2 separate regions of the Mus musculus genome follow, and region 2 is linked to region 1. The links are chromatin loops, found by intact Hi-C in ENCODE. Cell type or tissue: left cerebral cortex. All regions are shown on one strand.

What was found. Peaks named below come from ENCODE experiments on the same cell type or tissue, not always from the same donor. Only the 100,000 strongest peaks of a DNase experiment are listed, where the experiment ranks them.
Region 2: a loop joins it to region 1, with 5 times the contacts of the local background. A loop is called at or near these places in 18 of 42 quality-filtered maps.

Annotation. Positions count from the first base shown.
Region 1 is chr17:50,813,278-50,815,777 of GRCm38, forward strand. Tbc1d5 (TBC1 domain family, member 5) reads right to left here. Exons shown (of 22, transcript NM_028162.4): 16 at 479-564. Among named protein-coding and RNA genes, the nearest start is that of Gm41598, 24 kb to the left of the region's middle. In left cerebral cortex, a CTCF peak has its summit at 998 (motif pointing right); a DNase peak (open chromatin) is centred at 1,003.
Region 2 is chr17:50,967,027-50,969,526 of GRCm38, forward strand. It overlaps Tbc1d5 (TBC1 domain family, member 5), which reads right to left. Exons shown (of 22, transcript NM_028162.4): 5 at 1,164-1,272. Among named protein-coding and RNA genes, the nearest start is that of Gm31083, 88 kb to the left of the region's middle. In left cerebral cortex, no CTCF peak of the experiment used is centred here; a DNase peak (open chromatin) is centred at 1,208.

The DNA.
Region 1 (2,500 bases):
TGCCAATACTGCCTTCTTTTTCCCTTCCCAGCCTTTTGTGGATTAAAACGGTTTCATTGTGTATATAGACTACATCTTCTCTATCCACTTCTATGTTATTGGACAGTTAGGTTAGCTCTAAAACTACGACAAATAGTTATCCAGCAAATGGGAATGGGCCAGTGACTCTGTGACACGATGTTCCGGAGCCCTGTGGGTCAATGCTCAGGAGTGGCACAGCTGTGTCCTGAGGTTGATCTATGTCAGTGTGCTGAGGATACTACATATGGATTGTGGATTACTACAGTGCTGTATTAACTCATATTACCACTGTCATAAAAATACTGTCTTATGATACCTTAAAGAACTTCAAACAAAGATTCATTACATATAAAAAAGTCTAAAGTCTAGAAAACAGTCCTTAGGAAAGATGTACAAATTCCCCATGGCTTCATGACTGTTTGTGATTCACAACTGTTGCCGATGGACAGTGACTCACCGGCTTTTGTTCATAAGGTCGGCTCCCCGTGCTTTGTAGTAGTCTAAGTTGGGGTGGAACTGGTAAGTCGCCGGCCTTGGATTTCTCTAAAGAAAAAGAAATACAAAACAGTGTCTAAAGGACCATATATAAGACATTTAGTAATTATCATACCTGGCTAAAGGAGCATATATCAGACATCTAATAATCATCATACCTGGCTAGGTGGCCATCTAGTGATTATCAGACCTGACTTTTGTTCCAGTGGTTCTTTCTTGGCTGATGAAAACTGAGAAACATCAAGCATACTCCATTGTGACCTATGCTGCTGTGCGAATGCATCAGTGTCGCTAGGCTGGTTTCTGGTGCTTTCAGTCACTTTCAAATATATATTTCAAAAATGAGATAAAATTACAGCAAAACTGAATAATTACTTGGTTTGCAACATAAGCATGAATAATCAAAAGAGGCCAAGGGACAATAGGTGGAGAAGGTAAAAACAATCCTAAATATTTGATGGCCAGAAATCTAAATATGTCCACTAGATGGCACACCGAGTCCTCCATTGCCAAAAATGAATTGTTTTAAAGTTAACAATTTCTATGTCATCTAATCTTATTCATGAGTTTAATAAGTACCAAAAATGTGTCAGCCAATGGAAATATTAGAAGTATGGCCATCAAACTGGCCAATGAAAAAGGGCCAATGCACATTTCTATAAAAGTGTCAATTCTGCCCTGTCTGTCATTTAATATTATTTATAGTATGGGAGGAATGTCTTCAAACCATTAAACTGGGTGTGTCCATTTAAGTGTACAGCTATTCTTTAAACTGTACTAATTATTTAATGTGCTAACCTCCTCACAGACTATTACAAATTAAATATACTTGCACTTTATAAAATCATAACATTTACACCATAATTTAATTGTATATTACAATCTCTAACATAATAAATTACATAATTCCCTCTAAAATGTTTTATAAACATCTGAATGTTTTCTAATGTCCACGTAGGCACTTAATTTAGGTAACAACTAGGTCTTTAGACCAGAGCATGCACTGTTCTCTGAAAGATCTAGTTAGAAACAGAATGGCTGAATTTTATCATAATAGAAAAACACGGCTATGCTTAGATACCAACCCTTGGAGATATCATCTCAAGGTACTGATATGCCTGCATGCTGGGGTGGGGTATAGAGGAAATATAATTAAGGTTAAATAGTTTGAAATTCATCAAGCTAATAAGCTGCATCTTAATGGCCATGAAAGACCTTTTCTCTTTTTGCTGAGAGTATTTACACAGCGCAGCCTGTTCATATCTCTTCCAAGCCAGCCCTAATCATCTGACAGAAATGACAATCCCCTGATTTAACTACAGCTACTATTCCATTGGTTTGGTATTCAACAGAGATCTGTAATAATCAAATCTGAATTGCCTTGATGAAGATAACGGCTGCTTCCGTGACTACATACTGTTAAGTCTAACTGCAACTTCTCTCTCTCCGAATTATATAGGTTTCTCAGGGTAGCTGATGACAACCTAGACCCAAGTATACTGGAAAAATAAAATAGAGGTTAAAGCCACTGGCAGAATACATTCCAGGTCAGAGTCTGCTCATCATCTATTTTAAAAATTACCTCCTACAAAACTACGATTCATGACTGATTCTGCTCTTTATTCTCTGAACCTGGAAAAGCATTTTGTTTTTGCAAATATAAAAGAGGTTTCTTTTCTGACTTTCAACAAACTAATAAAGTATCATGCTACTTTTGTTAGAAAATATTAAAAGAGCAGTCCCAGGGAATGGTCCCTGAGACATCTTTACAAAGAAATGACAAGCAATTCAAGACATGAAGTGCTGATCTATCTAGGCACTTAAAGCCATTATTAGGAACAATGATGTGACTTGAACACATGAATGGACTCAATATTGCCTTCACTGAGACCTATTTAAATTCCTAAGAGACCTGCTAGAATCAAAGGGAGATAGTTAAAGTCTTGCAGTACTGAAACAACACAAAAAGTAAAAATACAAACCA
Region 2 (2,500 bases), 150 kb after region 1:
TACGCTTTCTTGATGACTTATTCTAAATAAAGAAAAAACTCCTGGAGGTTTAAGTCTAATCTACCTGAGAATGCTAGGAAGTTACTGCATGCAACACCTGGTAAGCAATTCCTAGATTTCATACTCTGTTTGAAGAAAACAGAAGAAGACCAAGCCATCTGAGGACTGAGGGCATAGTCAAAGAAGTGAAGCCATTCCTTTTACAGCAAAGAATGTAATTTACAACTGGCAATCAGCTTATGAAAATAAGCATTCTTAAAATGACAAATTTGATTTAATTTAGTTTAACACAATAATAAAATAAATCTAGGCTTTGACTTATTTTAGTAAATGAAATATATTTAAAGTTAAGCAACAGAGAGTGAGGGTGGGGCACAAATATTTGAATACAAATTTCCTAGCAGCATGTCTCCTGACTGCCTCTAGAAAGAGAAAAATGTATTTTCATTATTAAATCTAAATTATTAAATCCAGAACTATATAATAAATCACGTATTTCTAACTTTTTTTTGATTTGTACAAACTCTGTAGGCTCAATTTATGCAGATTGCCTTAAAATACTGATAAAGGTCATTTAAAAAATAAGTCCACACCCAAATTCATTCATTTTAAGAAAGAAAAAGGGCTAATTTTTCAAAGCAATTAAAATGATAACTGCAGATCATCAATTCCCAGTTTTGTTGACCAATGACCCTTTCTCTCTGAAGGAGAATGACCCAATTTCCTTCTCCTCCCCTGGTTGCCTCCATTTTCTATCTTGAACAAAAGACTGTGAAGTCTTTCCATGTGCTTCTCAGGAAGACAAAGGGATGACTGCATGGGAGATGCTCCTGGAACAGGAACCTCAGGCTTACTCTCCACTTCTCCTGCCCAACTTCCCAGAAAATCGGAGAAAGCCTCCTCAGGTAACGTGCAGCTCTGAACTGTTCCCCATTAAAAGAGATGAAAAGAGCTACTTCCGAGATTCATTTGCTAGCTCCACCTGCCCAGGCAGCTTCAAATTGTTAGTAAATGTCCTAGGAAAGAGAACCATGAATGGCTAAGAAGTTGGGAGAGAAATATCCTGAAATTTCAGTGATCCCTGTGTGGGTAATCTTCCAGGGCATCAGCTAATGTGTTGATATACTGCAACCACAAACTGTAAATAAATATTTTCTTCTTACCTTCCAGCAAATGCTGCGGAACCTGCTGCTTCTCAGCTGCCCATTAATCCCCTTCTGTCTTACTGTTGCCAAGTAATTGTTGTTTACAAATAGTTCTTCCCATTCTTTCCTGTAGGAAAGGAACCAGATCAGGGGTGTCCTTTTGTTAAAATCCTTCTACTACAAGAGGAGTGCTACAGGAAACTAATTTTAAATAGCCTAAGAAATTTAACTTTTAAAATGTATGTATTTAGTGGTGTTCTGTATCTGAACGAATGGCTGTCTTCTTGGACACAGTTCTTCTGTAGATTTAATGAATATGTAGATCGCTATAATTATCCTAGCTTTGAATTTTGTAATGTCTATGGAGGCTATTCTATTTCCTGTGAAACACTGGCAGTGTAGTTCAGTGAATGTATAAGAAAAATGAGTTTTAATAAGAATATATGACACATTTATCTGTTAACAAAGATATATGTTTCAAAATTACATAATGAAAAAGCAGCCTCTTAGTTATACTGACTTCTCACATGATATAACTCCGAATAATCCTGTTTTCTTTCCTGCTAAGCCACTCAGTTAAATGTAAAAGAATACTACCCTTTTAAACTGTGCATGCTCTTTCCTATTCCCTACAACTTCTTTTTACATGGTCAGTGTGAAAATATTAACTGGTACATGGAAACTTCAAGAAAACATCAAAAAATGTAAAAGCCTCAGTGTAAAAAAAACTGTTACAGGCCAGCCCGAATTTTTTGCAGTACCTCTGGCTGAGTAGATAAACAACTGAAATATACCTCCCAGGCATGCAGGCACCAGGGGCCCAACACCTGTGTCTCATTAATATACAAGTAAATCTGTTCAACTGGGAAACAATTGGAAATTAATTGTCCCAATCCATTTACTGAGTTTGGCTAGAGGAATCAGACCCACATTCACACCACCATGCAACCGAACTAAACATTAAGAATCATTTGTCAACAGTTGAGGCTACTGAGATTGGTTTTAAAAAATTAGTGAAAAATTCCATAATACTAAAATAAAATTGACATGAGATGTAAAAATTCATTATCAAAGCCAAAACCTCAGACACAACCTCTGAAGAAAGATATCCTAAAGAGAAAGCTACTGAAATCTCAGAACACAAGCCTGTCATTGGTCAGAGTCCATTGGTTTTGAGAAATGACACAATATCTGTCTTGAGAAACTGTTATAAGGACTGAGGACATAGTTCAGAGGCATAGGTATTTCAGTCTCTGATGCAGGGCAAAATTATTTTTTAAAGTAGCATGGTGGCATTGAACTCACAAACTCACAGCAGCTATGGTTATGTACACATGTCCTGCCCAAGATCAATC